2 separate regions of the Homo sapiens genome follow, and region 2 is linked to region 1. Evidence: chromatin loops called from intact Hi-C (ENCODE). Cell type or tissue: chondrocyte. All regions are shown on one strand. Links, peaks and the distances in the headings refer to the core of each region. The heading gives the core; the rest is flanking DNA. Region 1 has its middle 18 kb from the start of CENPF. Region 2 overlaps SMYD2 (SET and MYND domain containing 2).

Evidence for each region. A loop is a pair of places that touch in the nucleus more often than their neighbours do. Peaks named below come from ENCODE experiments on the same cell type or tissue, not always from the same donor. Only the 100,000 strongest peaks of a DNase experiment are listed, where the experiment ranks them.
Region 2: a loop joins it to region 1, with 5 times the contacts of the local background. A loop is called at or near these places in 95 of 110 quality-filtered maps.

Annotation. Positions count from the first base shown.
Region 1 is chr1:214,580,668-214,589,007 of GRCh38, forward strand. No RefSeq gene overlaps it. Among named protein-coding and RNA genes, the nearest start is that of CENPF, 18 kb to the right of the region's middle. In chondrocyte, for the core only: CTCF peaks have their summits at 4,688 and 4,890; no DNase peak of the experiment used is centred there.
Region 2 is chr1:214,325,623-214,333,962 of GRCh38, forward strand. SMYD2 (SET and MYND domain containing 2) reads left to right here. Exons shown (of 12, transcript NM_020197.3): 7 at 2,000-2,102; 8 at 4,546-4,656; 9 at 5,328-5,448; 10 at 6,396-6,570. Among named protein-coding and RNA genes, the nearest start is that of SMYD2, 49 kb to the left of the region's middle. RefSeq lists a silencer at 3,224-3,518 and an enhancer at 3,445-3,534. In chondrocyte, for the core only: CTCF peaks have their summits at 3,391 (motif pointing left), 6,392 (motif pointing left), 7,501 (motif pointing right), 7,708 and 2 weaker places; a DNase peak (open chromatin) is centred at 3,387.

The DNA.
Region 1 (8,340 bases), core at 11-8,010:
AAGTATTTTCCCAGATATGATACCTCCTGTTTGCCTCCATTCAGAGTAGATGTCTTTAACTAATAGTTTTGTAAGACAAAACTTGTTAGTAAGTTGTCTCCATACTTTAAAATATTTTGTATATAGATGCTTCACAATTATTAGTTTTTGCAGTTTCATTCCATTCTGGCATAGAATACAAATTTATGAAATTGTTTTTACAAAAAGCTTCATCAAAAGATTATTCCAGAAATGTAGATATTCTAAGGCACAATTATAGAATTTCAAAATTAAACACTGTAAATGGATTAAGCTTTCCTTATTTATTCACTCAAGTCTTCCCTTGCTTTTATAGGATAAATTTTAATATCTCTTTGCTTCCAAGTTTTTGTTTTGTTTTTAGAGACAGGGTCTCACTATGTTGTCCAGGTTGGACTCGAACTTGTAGGCTCAAGAAATTCTTCTGCTTCTGCCTCTTGAACGCCTGGCACTACAGACACTCTCCCATGTCTGGCTTGGTTCCAAGTTTTGTTTTTAATAATAGCGTTTCTCTAAAAGTTTTCTAGAACATTTCTGCTTTATAGATTTCTTATTTATCAATAAACTAATTGACAATAAATATAATGTGTGCATCACCAGAATTTGTATTTATATGATCCTCACAAATTTTGTCACTGAATTTGCAATAGCAGACACAATAAAGTCAGATGAACTTTCAAAAGCTTTGAGTCACTGAATTTCATGAAAATATTGAACAATTATTGGAATTAATTAAATTTTAATTTGAAGCAGCTGGTGACACATAAAACAGAAATCATGAGCTGTTTGCAGAGTTCTGTTAATTAAACCAAATATATTAGCAGCTATTGCTTCATATTTCATGCCTGTCGAAGAAAAGCTTAAAATAACAGCTAAGGTTTGAAGTAAATTCTGGGGCCTCCTTAACATATTTATGTCTTCTAATTTTCATTACTATAGGCCCCAAGGAGGCTGATAAATGTTGGCAAATATTTTATGCACGTTATATTTCATCGTCAACTTTATTTAGAAATGAGAAATCTGCATTTGAAATTTCATTAAACATGCTTTTTTGCTTTGTTTTGTTTTTTGAGCTCTTTGTTGCTGAGAGAGTTCATCACAACATTTTTGAAAAGTGTTACCAAATGATAGGGTAAATAAATAGTTGTAGATTTACCCTATCTAGTATATGCCAAAACCATTTTAGCAGGATTGCTCACACTACTTTGTGTAAGCTTTATGGTAGGCATGCTTAGCCTCCACTTCCTGCATGTATTTCACATTCACCACGTTTCTAATTTCCCACATTTCACACTGACCCCACTGTCTGGCAGATTGGCAGCCTTGTGCCTTAATCATCTTGCAGGCCCCACCTGGGGCCAAGGCACAACTGACTCATACACCAGATGGGTGCCAGGGACAGCAGCAACAAGTATTTCTCCCACATCCTTTGGGATGAAAAGTTAGTTGTCCTAAGTCACCGTATGCAACCACACTTTGTTTTTTCAAGCCAGCATGAGATATGCCGCTATCCTTAAAATGGAGGAGTTAGTTACCTGTGCCTTAAGAAAGGTTTAAGAAAGGTGAAAGAAGTTATCACTGATAGCTCAGACTTAACCACTTGTTAAGTGTTGAACTCTGTTTATGGCACATGTATCTCACACACTACTAGGGAAGACTATGCTACAATATGGAAGTACAAAGTTGATGCAGGGCAGATGATCCCCAAATTGGGGTTCAGCCAGGATGGAATTCAAGGGCAAGCCAGCGGTAGGTATTGAAGTGGCGGAGTTACAGCTCCAGCAGTCCTGCAGCTCTGTGACTGCTCCTGCAGAGCAGGGCTGCTCCACAGGCAGTGTGCTGAGAGTAGTAGCTGAGGGCAGTTCTGAAGTCAAATTTATACCCACTTTAATTTACATGCAAACTAAGAGGCGATTAACGCAGAAATTCCTAGAAAAAGGGTGGTAACTTCTGGGTGTTGCCATGGCAATGGTAAACTGACATGGCACACTGGTGGGCATGTCTTATATGGAAAGGTGTTTCCACCCCATCCCTGTTTTAACTAGTCCTCAATTAGGTCAGGTGTCTGAGCCCTGCCTCCAGAGTCGAGTCCTACGTCCTATTTCAAAGTTATCCACTAAACCAGTCCTGGCTTATTTTAACGCAGCTAATAATAATAATCTTTTGTTAAAGCAACAACAGCAATAACTCTGGGACACATGTTAAACCAGAGAGGTGCCAGGAAAATAGAAGTCAACCAGGAAATATGTATATGTTATCTGTTGACCACACAGATGCCTGCTTCATTCATAAAATGGATTTCTGTAATCTACCCCAATACCTAGGTATGGCCTCAAATTAAACATTAAAAAAAAATTTTCCATGTTATTCTTAGGGGCACTGAAGCTGTATTCCTGATTTAGGGAATTCCTTCACTTTCATTCCAAGATGTGAAGACACGTGGTCATAGAGCTCAGGAGAATCATGCACCTTAGTCCATGGTTAATCTAACACCTGGGTCAAAACTATTATTGAAAATGAGATAGAGACAAATTGATCCTTAACTTAGTCACACGATGATAAAAACTTGCTCCTTGAGCAAACTTGTCTTGCAAGTCGCGAGGTTTATTTTGGCTGTAACATTGTCTTTTTGGAAACTTGGGCTCGTAAAAGCCACTTTTCTTGAGGATCAAGCTTCCAACCAAGAAAGGGAAAATGTAACATACATTGATTTTCACACTTTGGAAGAAATAAGCATTAGATAAGCATTTTTCCTAAGGAGCTACTGAGATTTTAAAAATATATAAATCATTTTAGTTCCTTCGTAAAAATGACTATTGCAAGAGTTATAAGAATGTGTTTTAAATTTCTGGGAAGTAATTGATTCCAGAATGATGATGTTTTCTCTTTTCAAAGTTTTTAAATTTGCTTTTCTTCCCTGATTAACTTGTGTTAATTTTTAGAAATACAGTTGACCCTTGAACAACATGGGTTTGAATGGTGTAGGTCCATTTATATGAGGGTTTTTTTTTCAATAAACATATTGAAAAAATTTTTGGAGATTTTTGACAGCTTGAAAAAACTTGCAGAGAAACCACATATTCTAAAAATATCAAAACATTAAGAAAAAGATATGTTACAAATGCATAACATATATGTAGCTACTAGTCTATTTTATCATTTACTACCATAAAATATGCCCAAATTTATTATAAAAAGTTAAAATGTATTAAAACTTACGCCTACGAACACAGACTGTGCATGGTACCATTCAGTCGAGAGAAATGTAAACCAATGTAAAAATGCAGTATTAAATCATAACTGCATAAAATTAACTGTAGTACATACTGTACTACTGTGATAATTTCATAACCACCTTCTGTTGCTATTGCATTGAGCTCAAGTGTTGTATCAACTTAAAATGCTGTGTGAGGCTATTCATCTCCACGGGAGCAGTTCATCTCTAGTAAATTTCATATCACAATAAAAAGTTACCTTTCGTGCTTGTTGTGTATTTTTCATCATGTTTAGTGTAATATTGTAAACTTTGAATAACACCATGGAACCCATACAAAGTGCTGCTAGTGATACTGGTAGTACTCCCAGGAAGCAGAGAAGGTCATGACATTACAAGAAAAAGCTGAATTGCTTGATATAAAAGTTGAATTGCACAGTCTGTAGATTGAGGTTGGCAGCTGCAGTTGCCCACCATTTCAGACAGATGATTCATCTTGTAAACTTATGATATTGATAAATACAGTGCAGTACTATAAGTGTATTTTCTCTTCTTTATGCTTTTCCTAATAACAATTTTTTTTTTTTTGAGATGGAGTCTTGCTCTGTCGCCAGGCTGGAGTGCAGTAGCGCTATCTCAGCTCACTGCAATCTCTGTCTCCTGGGTTCAAGCAATTCTCCTGCCTCAGCCTCCTGAGTAGCTGGGATTACAGGCACATGCCACCACTGTCAACTAATTATTGTACTTTTAGTACAGACAGGGTTTCACCATGTTGGCCAGGATGGTCTTGATCTCCTGACCTCATGATCCACCCACCTCAGCCTCCCAAAGTGCTGGGATTACAGGTGTGAGCCACCGTGCCCGGCCAACATTTTTTTCTCTAGCTCATTTTATTACTGTATGAATACAGTATATAATACACATAACATACAAAATATGTGTTAATCAGCTGCCTATGTTATTGGTAAGGCTTCCAGTCCACAGTAGGCTATTAGTAGTTAAGTTTTTGGGGAGTCAAAAGTTTTGCACAGGATGGGTTTGGCACCCTTAACCACTCCCTCCCCCCACCACTGTGTTGTTCGAGCATTGACTGTATCTCAATCTTGCTGACTTCAGCTGTAAAATGAGGATCTAGACTAGTGGATGTTCAGTGTTCATTCTAGTTTCCCAAACTCATCTTTTATGTCTTTTTTGAATATCTGGAATTTCATATTGTGTGTTATTGTATGATTTTGTTAATATGAAAGATTATTTAAGCTGTAGGATTATGAGCCTTTTTTTCTTTCTTTTTTCTCACTTTAAACAACCAAATGTTATTCTAAAGAAAGTGTGAGCAAACACATTAGATACACTGAGGGAAAAGACAGAGGAAGACAGAAAATGCAGTGAGTCAGAGTGTGTGGGACAAAATAGGTTACTTTCAAAGACTTTTTTAGGTATAGAGAATCACCTAGTGGTAGGAATAGAAAAAGCTTTTTAAAAGTGTAAGGTCCTTTTTCTTGGGCTTCAGTTCATATCACTGAGTAGTAGTCATATGGTTTGTGATCAATTTCTTTAAAATGTACCAAGATGTTGAATATTTATCTATTTGTAATTGACTTTATTTAAATTATGGCAATATGTTGAATATGTAATGTTTTTTCCAAGCCTTTCTTCTCTAAAAGGACTCAGAATATCCTAATGTCAAGCTTTGAAAATTAATTATTGCTCCAAAGAATGTGTTAAATTCATTGTTTTATCATCAAAAGAAGTCTAGAAATGTGCAAAACCAGCATGAAAGCATGATCATTATCTACCAGAGCCCTCTCTTAAATTACCAGTGACAGGCAAATCCCATTATGATTATACTTTTAATTTCACAGGTAAGGTCACTGAGGTTCCATCTACATAATGTAAGTTTTTGCAATATTTGGAGGACCAAGATAGATTTTTCACTGGTCAAAAAGAATACATCAAGTGTATGGCACCTTCCATTTACTTTGGGTTCTTTCAGAAGCAGAGACTAAGATAGATTTGGTGGACATAGTTTATTTGGGTGATGATTCCAGGAAGCAAAATGGTAGAGGGGTGGGGTCAGGGAGAGTGAGACAGGGAAGAAGGAAAAGTATAAGGATGCAATGTCACCATTTGTAGCAGTAAGTACCTGGGGTTTGATTCTTTTGGATCTCTCGGAATTGCCCAAGTGAAAGATGGAACACTGGGGCATTTGTTCACTGGCTTCTGATCCCATTGGTTGAGAACTGCCCCTGGAAGCTGTAACTGTCTCCACATTTCCAGGCCATGGTTGTGTGCTGGCTGAGCAGGCTCCTTTATCTTCTGAGAAAGCTCTGGAGTAGAGACACACCAAGAAACTGGTGACTTGCACTTGAGCTGGAAAGAGTCTGTGCCCACAAAGAATTGCCTAGCACATCTGTGGCTGAAATCAGAAATGGGCCAAGTAGGTGACATGAAGGTAATTGTTAGTCCACCTCTTACCCTGTTCAGATCTATTTGTCCCTATATGGTGGCCATAATATCTAAAAAAGACTTTGTACAGAGAGTTAATGGAATGAGCTGTGGTCCCTGCTATTACAACTGGTCCCAAGCTCCAAATGACATTTGTCAGTTGTCTCATCCACCACCCACTCTCGATTTCCCTATCCTTGATCAGCATTATCTGATCTATTAATAATTTATTTGCCTGATGGGGGAATCCCAGAATTTCATCCCAGAGGGTCTGGCCTTGGGTCGCCTTTCCTTTGTTGGGCTGTGACGGCTGCATTTGCTTGCTCACTGTTTTCACTAGACATAAAAGCATATGGAGGTACCCCAGTGGATGCCCTGAGTTCCATATTCTTCCATGTCCCTTTATGTACCAGCAAGTCTAGTTTCTCATGATAATCAGGATTGACTAACCTTACCAGTATTACAACTCTTTTCTTTTCCTGCTGGTCTACCCACATAAGGAAAACAAAGAGACGAGTTACAGCATCAGGTTTTGTGGAACCCTTATGTGTCACTAGGAGTAGTGTTCCCCACTCCCCACTTTACCCAGTAAAGCCTAAGGTAGAAGGAAAGGGAAGAACATGTGGATTATTTGTAGTGATAGTGAGAAGAGCCAATTCTTTTTCCATTTCTTAGCTTCTAGACTTGTATATTTTAGCTATTGGGGACATAGCTTGATACACTAGTTCAATGCTGATAGTGCACTGTGAAGAATAGTTTTCCCATTCTATAGGATGAACTCCTGCTTTAGTGAAGCCACAAGTAAGCCATTCCAATATGGTATCTTATTACTATATTAGTTTCCTAGGGCTGCTATAACAGAGTATCAAAAACCTGGAGGCTTAGAATAACAGAATTTATTGTCTCACAGTTCTGGAGGCCAGAAGTCTGAGATGAAGGTATTGGGAGAATTGGTTCCTTCTGAGGGCTGGGAAGGGAATTCTGTCTCATGCCTCCTTCCTAGCTTCTGGCAGTTTGCCAACAATCATTGATGTCACTTGGTTTGCGACAGTGTAATGACAGTCTTTATGACAGTCTTTATACAGCGTTCTCCCTGTGTCTCTGTGTCCAAATGTCTTCTTTTTTATTTTTTAAAAAGATAGAATTTCACTCTGCCACCCAGGTTGAAATGCAGTGGCGCAATCATAGCTCACTGTAGCCGCGAACTCCTGGGCTCAAGTGATCCTCCCACATCAGCCTATCAAGTAGCTAGGACTACAGGCTCATTCCACCACACCCAGCTAATTTTTTAAAAATTTTTGTAGTGATGGGGTCTTGCTATGTTGCTCAGGCTGGTCTTGAACTCCTGGCCTCAAACAATCCTCCCACCTTGGTCTCCCAAAGTGCTGGGATTATGGGTGTAAGGCATAGTTCCCAGTCAAAATGTCCCCTTTTTATAATGACTTAGTCATATTGGATTAAGGTTCACCTTACTGATCTCATCTTAACAAATTACATCTGCAACTACCCTGTTTCCAATTAAGGTCACATTCTGAAGTACCTGGGGTTAGGATTTCAGAAGCTGAAGAATTCAGAATATGAATTTATTGGGGTCACAACTTAAGCCATATCAGTATCAGACCACTTACTTTCAAGAAATAGGTAGAAGATGGTAGAACCAGTGAATCTTATGATCATGTACATATTTCTCAGTCAAATGGGTCCCTTGGTCCAAGGCAATCTTATGCAGGATCCCACGGGTGTGAATCAGGTATTCTGTCAACATTCAGAGGGCAGTGCTGGCACAGCTACTGCAGAGAGAGTAGGTATCATTTCCTTCAAGGTGGACGGGATCCAATGCAATTTACTAGCCACCAAGGAGCTGGTTGTTTTTACTTAGGATTGTTCCATACTGAGAACCTAGTGTCAGTATGCTACTGACAGGGTGGTTATTTAGCAAAAATGGTGGCTAGACCAGTTTAGAGAGGATGAGAGGCAGTCCATGCTGTTCGACCCATCTATAGCCACTAGCCCCGATAGCATAGCTGCTCTGATGATGAGACCGTTGTGCAAACGCTTTGGTAATGAAGGACACTCACTGGACAATCCACCAGAAAAATTGTCCTGTCCACCTGGTTGTTTCCTGTCTTACCTATGGTGGATGCTCTCTAGTGGGTATTGACAAAAGATGCAAGACCCCCACAATCTTTTTCCGTTCCTAAAAGGTCTATCTACAATCCTCTTCTTTAAATCTCTATGTCTACAATAATTTAATGTTGTTCCTATCAGCCAAATTATTTGCCCAGCAATATATTCTAACCTTGGACCACCTTTTCCCCATATGAAGTAGATGATCTGCTGTTCTGCTCACAGCTCTGCCCTTTGAAGTCCCCTGTTGTGGTGTTGTAGGGAGCAGCCACCTATTTTCAAGACATACCAACATATGAAGCCAACCTATCTGTGAACCACAATCAGGTGTTTTTTGGGTGGGCTACTTTTGGGGAACTCACCACAAGGCCATAGATGGGTATTGAGAGAGAAAGCCTTTGTGAAACAGAGTAGGTGACTTATGGCTTGCTATTTATGTTAAGTTATTTATGCGTTTTCAACCTGCTTGGGCCTCATCCTAGGATGGTTTGCTGCCACATCCGCTAGAACCCATGACTTGGTAGATCTGGCAATAT
Region 2 (8,340 bases), core at 68-8,067, 250 kb before region 1:
AAGAGAAGAATCCGTACAGTCTGTGTCTCGTGAGCAGCTGTCACAGGTTTACTTGAACCAGAGAGACTAAAAAGTTTGTTCATGTAATATTTGTCCTTGGGGCCAAAATGGCATCATCTGCAGTTGGAATTCTGGAAGTGAGGAAAGAAGCTTTTTTTTTTTTTTTTTTTTTTTAACTTTGGCCCCTGGGAAAAGGCAGGAGAAAAAGAGGGCATTGGACCCACTGAAGAAGGCGTGTATTGACACCTTTATAACTGAAATGAACTATGGAATGTCTCTGTTCTTAATATCTTAAAAGACTAAAAGATTAAGAGTAAGGTGCTGCCGGGCACGCCTTACAGGTGTGGTGGCTCACACCTATAATCCCAGCACTTTGGGAGGCCGAAGCGGGCAGATCACGAGGTCAGGAGTTGGAGACCAGCCTGACCAACATGGTGAAACCCCGTCTCTACTAAAAATACAAAAATTAGCTGGGCATGGTGGCGCACACCTGTAATCCCAGCTACTCAGGAGGCTGAGGCAGCAGAATCACTTGAACCCGGGAGGTGGAGGTTGCAGTGAGCTGAGATCGCGCCACTGCACTCCAGCCTGGACAACAAACCGAGACTCCATCTCAAAAAAAAAAAAAAAAAAAGAGTGAGGTGCTTTGAGGATTCTCACCTGTCAGTGGTTGCCAACAGAATTATGATACCAAGAACATGAATTGTTTTAGGGTCTTTGACTTAGTGCATTTCCCCCACCTTCATTAAAGAGATACCCGAGTCTGCCTTCAGCTATTTAATACTTCCGCAAGATGGTTTTAGAAATGTGCTTTTATTTTAATACAACTACCCTTCGATGCATTTGTTTATTTGATTTCCTAGGACCTGATTCCTTGGGCATCACTTTCCAGGAAGCCAAGTGGGCCTTGGTGCAGTGCAGAGGTGGCCCTCCCCGAGGTCAAGACCAGGAAGCTGCTACCTGTTTATCTCAGGCACCAGGCTAACCACATACTTTGCTTAGGCCTTTAGCAGCCAGGAGGTGGGGGAGTGCACTTGGCCATAGGCCATAGCCAGCCTGGGGCAGTTCATCCTCATCAGGCTTCGAAACCCCTTTCCCTTTTTGTATTCTCGGAGCAAGCAGGAGAGGGGCTGTGGTCTCTGGAGGGTCAGGGAGGTGACATTGGCCACCAGAGCAATGACACACATGGCTGTGAGTGCCCGTAGGAGCATGAGCCCCAGTTTCTGGGCAGTTTTAATTGGGGGAAAAAATCCCTTTGGGCTGAAATCATATCAGCATTGTGATTTCAAAGGCAGCATTTTCAGAGATCAAGCACTTTTTCCCTGTAGTTTAGAAATTTCTGTTCTCAGAACTTTGACCTTCATATAATCAGAAAGCTCAAAGCACCTCGCATAGGCGAATCTCTCTCTCTCCTTCTCGCTGTCCCTGAAAAGCAGACAGTGAGCAGCAGGAGCAGTAATGTCCCAATTTTCCAGATGAGGAAATTGAGGTGCAGAGAAACTCAGACGGGTGTCTCCGGGTCTCTCAGGGGATCACACACCCTTCCTCCCTTAGGAAGCTGGCATTTCTCAACATCTGAAAAAAACGTGAGAAATAATCCACTAATACAAAAAGCTGCTTGAAAGCGACAACGCACCTGTGTTTGACAGTGTATAGTGAAGTAGCAATTAGCTGTGGGTATTGGGTTCTGAGAGCTGCATTCTATCAGGGAGGAATATTTGTGGCATTTGTTGTTTTTGCTGTTGTGTGTTTTTTGGTTTTGGCTTAGATAGTACTTGAATTGTGGATTTCAGTTTTTAATATGGTGAAAGTGTGAGATGGTAGATAGGATTATCAGTGCATGCAGAACAACCTCTTAGAATGTGATAGCCAACTATTAGATTTTTAAAAAATGTCTTGCAAAGATTCAGTTCCTCTGACTTAGCAAGTAAGTAGTGAAGGAAGCTAAACAGTCTGCCTATCTCATTTTAAAAACTGGGTTTTCTCTTCTGACTGACAGTGTTGCATTGATGAATCATAGCTGTTGCCCCAATGTCATTGTGACCTACAAAGGGACCCTGGCAGAAGTCAGAGCTGTACAGGAAATCAAGCCGGGAGAGGAGGTGAGTTCATGGCTATGGGTGGCTGCAGCAGGGGGCTTGAGACTGCTCTTTAAAAGGCAATGTGGACAGATCTGTGCAGTGTCACTTGACAGTATGAGTTGTGAATGCCTCCAGCAGTTTAGCTGAGTCTGCCCTCAGGCTCTCCAGGAGTCAGTGATCAGATTTGTAACCTGTAGTTTAGATTCCCACACTTTGGGGCTTCTGTTTGGTACATACATTTCCATCTCTGGTCAAGAAAAACAGGAAGTAATAAATTTGAGTCAAATTTGTCCCAAAGCTTTATAGAGATTTACAGAGAAAGAAGACATTTACTACCAAAATGACCACAGTCAAACTTTTGATTATCTTTAGAGTCTCTGTATCCCTATTGCCAAACAACTGAGCTTGAGCCTTATTTTATTTTATTTTTTTTGGTGAATTCTTGCTTGTTCCCCACCATCCCTCAAAGGTCCAAAGCAAAAGAAAGCAAGCAACGCAGCAGTAGCTAAAGAGCTGGCACTCCAAGGGACACATCAGAATTTCGTGTTCTATCAGTTCCACATCTGAACTTCAGGTCGCAGTTCACTTTTTAGGAATCTAAATCAAAAGTCCAGGTATATGCAGTAATAGGAGAAGTCAAGGCAGTCTGTGGCCAAGGGGCACCTTAGTTTCCCTCCTCAGCTTCAGGACGTGGAGAGAACCAGTCTTCCCATCACCTGCTCAGCGATTCCCTGTTCCCTTCCCATGTGTGATTCCTGACTACCTCATGAGACGTCTCACCTGGGAAGGGCTGGCCTGATGGATTGCTGTAGTATGCTCTGTGTTCTTAAGTAAATTCCCAGCAAGACACATGAGTTTTTAGGAACTTGTAATCACACTTGGGTTAATTTCAGTTTAGCAATTTGTAATGCTATTTTACGGTGCATGCCTGGGTATTTGAAGTGTGAAGTGTAAAATATAACTGTCAGCGTGCTGAATGACAAGTGCTTTGCTTTCTCTGGAAGGCACTCACTAATCCACAGCTGCACTGGGAGCTGAAGCCCAAGATGCAGGCAGGTTGGCCCTTCTACCTTCAGCTAAATCCATTACGATGAGGGTGTGTCCCCTTTCGGCTGGGGTGTCTGAGTTTCCAAAGGTCTTATGGAGACTGCTCTGAAGCCTTTCTTGAAACAGATAATTGCAGCCAGTCAGAATGCAGTCACCCAGGCTCCAGTGCACCTGTGGGCTGACTGCAGAGATGAGCAGGTTGTCACCTAAGCTGGCTCAGTCTGGCTGGGAGCAGTGGTACTGGAGTGGCCTTTGTCGCCATCTTCTGGAAGCTTCCGCATGTTGCACTGTGAGTCAGTCATTACAGAGATTGTTGGCAGGCTCTTGTGGTGTGAGGCAGGGCAGGGGTGGCTGCAGTTTCCTTTTGCCCTTATGTTCTCCCAGATCTGAAACGCAGTAACCTCATTTTTGGGAAGTCAGTGCTTTGGGGATTACTTACCCTTCAGAGAAGGAGAAACCCCATTCCCCAGGGTTTCGGGGTGAGCTGCAACGTGTCCAGTACCTCCCCATGGGCTGGGGAGAGCTTAGCTGCCCCTGCAGCACCCAGCCCTGTGCGTGTCCTCCCCTGCCTGCCTGGTGGTGCCCGTGGTCACTGGCACGCTAGCGGCTTCATGAGATCCATCTGTTCAGTCAGACATTTGCCTGATTGTGTGGGATGAGTAGCCAGTGCTGTCCCAGTGAGTAGATAATGGACATCTAAATGCTGGTCTCCTCCATATGCTCCAAGCCTTAGTTACAGACCCCATTAGGAAAAGGCAAGGACGGTGGAGCCCCATGAACCAAAGGTAAGGACTTTCCAAGCTCGCTGCCCTGCAGGATCAGGAGCTGCCCGCTGGGCCAGGCCGCAGCATTCTGGTGTCCTAGAAGATGTGTTCACCCTCCGCTGGCCACCCAGAGCTGTGGGTCCCAGCCCACTGAGTGGAGCCTCTTGCTCCATTGCCAGTTGATGTGAGGAGAAGGGGAGCTTAGCTGCATGTGTGTGGTGTGTGCGTGCTCATGCCCTCCCCTGCACGCAGCATCCAGTGATGACGGCAACGAAGCATTTGCGCCGTCTCAGGTGGTGAAACATGAAACTACATGAAGGCCAGGCAGAGGCAGCTGAGGGAGGCAGGGATCCTCTGAACCCTCCAGGACACTGTTTTAAGGACTCCTTGATTCTACAGACTCTTTCCACTAACCTGCACCTTGGCTTCAGCTCCCAGTTCAGCTGTGGATTAGTGAACACCTTCCAGAGAAAGCCAACGTCAGGTGGCTGCTCAGTTCAGGAATTCCGTGCCTTAAAGTAAACAGCGCATTCCTCCGCTGCAGCCCGCCTTATCCTCTGCATGGGCCCTGCAGGTGACTGCAAAGGCACGGGAATGACAAGGATTGAGTTTACCTGTAGCAGACTGAAGCTTTATCTTTTTGGACCCCGTAGGTTTTTACCAGCTATATTGATCTCCTGTACCCAACGGAAGATAGAAATGACCGGTTAAGAGATTCTTATTTCTTTACCTGTGAGTGCCAGGAGTGTACCACCAAGGACAAGGTAAGGTTGTTCATTGGGCAAGAGCGCTGACTGCACTCTGATCTCAGGACCTCTCTGCTGAAGAGCTTGTCTGACTTGGCGGATCTCCTCTAGGATCTTTTTGACCCTTTAAACCCTCCTTACAAAGACAGCCAAAGGGAATCTAGTTAGACCAGGTCTCTGTTCAGACCTGCTCCTAGTAGCTAAAGAAAACATTTCCATTACACTGTACAAACAGGAGAAAGGTCTGCCGAACTGCTCTTTCTTGAAAAGAAACAACTGCTCAAAGGAGGAGGGGGGAAAAGCACATGAGTATAATCTCTAGGCTTTCCAACCTGTTCACCAGAATATGTGGAAGTTTCCCTGGCATTTTCCAAATTGTTCCGTCAATGCCATCCTTCCTTATTCTAGTCTCTTGATTCGTAGATGTGTAAACACATATATCTGCCCATAGCCAACACATTTTAGATAAGGAGTATCTAGAAAATTAATCTTTTTGTTTTGTTTCTGTAAAAAGGTAATGGAGTACTGAATTTCTTCAGATGCATTGCCTGATTTCCTTTCATTCTTTTGTAACCTTGGAATGGGCCAGTGTCGACCGCTGTGTGGGAATGTGTATTATATGAGAGGTTTCCCTATCAGTGTGGTTTCCATGGGCGGTAACGCCTTGCCCTTGTGGACGTTTCCTTCAGGATAAGGCCAAGGTGGAAATCCGGAAGCTCAGCGATCCCCCAAAGGCAGAAGCCATCCGAGACATGGTCAGATATGCACGCAACGTCATTGAAGAGTTCCGGAGGGCCAAGCACTATAAATATATCCTTTACAACTGCCCTGATAGCTTATTATCCCTCGCCAACAAGGCAAGGTGGGAAGTTGGAAAGAGGGAGCAGGAGAAGGATGGATTTAAGATTCTGAAAACCAAAGGAGGAATGTCTCCTAGTAAATGTGTAAAGGCGTACTGACCACCCACAATGTGGTGTCCATCCTGTTGGAGTTGTATGATTTTATTTCCCCTTATTTTGGCTAGTTTGGCTGGGAGCCCCATGTGGTGGAGGACCATGAAGGACAGAGCCTTGATGGCCTTGTGCTTTGGGTATTTTACTTTGGGCAGGGCACAGTGCCAAGGGCCTTGCTTATTTCAGCTCTCCTCACTGGCACACTCTGAGCAGGGACTCTGCTCATTCCCATGCAGCAGATGAGGAAACAGCCTGATAGATATTAAGTAATTTGCCCAAAGGACACAGCTGATGGTGATAGGATCTAGGATTTTGTCCCAGCTCTATCAGAATCCATATTCTTAACCATTGTATTGTAGCATTTTCTTGGGAGTTGAAAAGGGATTCGATTTGTACTCTAAAGGGTAGAATTTAAAACCAGTGAGAGGAAATGAGAGAAAGGCACATTGTTTCTCAGCATAAGAAAGAACTTTGCCACAGTGGGAGTCGTGCTCAGGGTTCCAACTTGGGTGAGGATTTGAATTTGATTAGAATCGTGATTTTAATCAACATTGTTTACATCAGAACTAGGGGTCTGGACCCTGCGGCTAAAATTCTTGAGTTGAGCGGTTCCGACCTTCAGGTTTTCTTCATTTGTTTTTTCTGGAGAAATGTAATTCCTTTCACTTTTGCTTGGCTTTCTGTAAGTTACTTTTTCATGGGGTAAGGGTGAGAGTGGAGTGGACGAAATAACTCCTTGAACCCAGCCTGGGGAAGCCTCCAGGCAGCTTGGGCCCGGTGGCCCTTTCCTTGACTCCACAGCACCCCCTAGTGAGCTGCTGGAGATCTGCGAGCTCAGCCAGGAGAAGATGAGCTCTGTGTTTGAGGACAGTAACGTGTACATGTTGCACATGATGTACCAGGCCATGGGTGTCTGCTTGTACATGCAGGACTGGGAAGGAGCCCTGCAATATGGACAGAAAATCATTAAGCCCTACAGGTGATTGCAGAGGCTGTTCTAATCATCCACGGAGTGGAATTTGGTTGTTTAGAATGTATACGATAGTGTCATCTTCCTGCCCATTGCTGAGACTTGCCTAGCGCAGCTGCCTCTTCTCTGCACCCACATCTGGAGGTGCTGGTGCAGGGCACTGCTCCCGAGTCAGGCCTGTTCTCACCATCATCCCAAGGAGACAGGTTGAGGTTATGCAGCGGATACTGGGGCAAGATCCCTCCCAGGTCCATCCAGGGCCATATCCATAGTAGTTAACTCAGGCTAGTTTTGAGAAGCCACTAGTTTGCTTCTTTTCCCACCCACTGCTTCCAAGTTTAATTACTAAGTGGTGGTCTCAGAAACCCTGGTTTTCATCATTACTCACACCATCCCCTTCTTTTGCTTTTTCAAATTACAGCCCCAGTTTGCAAATGGGGAAGCTCTGGGACCAGTGGGTTGACCGTGGTTATCTAATCTCCCCACCCCAGGTTTGGAAAAAAGAAACAAAAATTGCTTTTTAATTTGTAGTAATAATGAATATTAGCCCTGGAGAGATTTCCTGCCTGAGAGGGTTACTAAACCTAAAAGTGGGTGACAGACGGAAGTTGTGGCTTTGTCCTCTGACTCGGACTAGACACTTCAGGGCTGAGGTGGCCTAGATGGGATCACTGGAGCTCTTTTTAAAGGCACTGATATTATGCATTTACAGGGTACGTCCAACACCAAGTGGGCCAAGTGAATCAGGGTCGCTGGGCATTAGACCCAGAAATCTGTGTTCTGGAAGCATCCCAGGTGTTTCTCAGGAGTTTGAGAAGCCCTCAGTCTCCTTCCACTTCCGAGATTAGGGTCTGTGAAGGTTGTGTCTGGTCTGAATGTCCACTGCCCACTCCACCCTCTACTTACCCCACTGTGCCCTGATTAGCCAGCAGGGGGAGCCCAAAGGAAGCCAGCTCTTAAAATCTGCTCTTGGAAACAGAATTTGTTAAATTGGGGATAAACTCAAACCTTCCTTTTCTCCTAGAGTGTGTGAGGAAGTGCACTGGCCTCATGCGCAGTTCTCTGTGTGAGATCTGTAGGGAGAGAGGAGCAGACAGACAGCATCCCAGCCCTGTGGTTCTCCCAGCAGGGCCTTGCTCTGCTAGACCCATCTTTATCTGCGTGAGCCCCTCCCGGAAGCCCAGCTCTGGTCTTCTGTGGGGCCGTGGGTCCCAGGGCTGCCTCCTACCCAGGAATACAGCTAGAACATGTCTTTTTGGACTGACTTTCAGGAGACACAGGGTGGAACAGCCTAGCCTTTAAATAAACACCTCTTACACACATGTAAACACACACACTGGCTCACCCACCAGCTGCCTCTGGGCCCTGTTCTTAGGGAAATGGCTGTTTCCCAGGCAGACCCCATCAGTCAGTCTTCAGGTACAGCCGGAGAGAACACTTGCTGTATCTAAAGCCCCTGCTGGACAATGGGGAAAGAACATCCAGAAGACACAGGAAGTGTTCTGACTTCAGAGCACTTAACTGTTTTGCTAAACCAACCCATATCATAGTGTGACAGAAAGCTGGGGTCTTAAGACACATTGGGGTGGGTGGGGGTTGGGTGGGTGGCTGTATGTCTGAGTACCTAAGGTGATAGGCCTAATTGCTGCCTTCATAAATGGGACATTTACTTCACAAGCTGTTTTCCCAGGGTCTTCCTCTGGGTATGTCTGAAATATAAAAATCTGGACTGGGATTGAAGATTGTGTTTACAAATGCTTTTGAATAGGATTTCTCCTG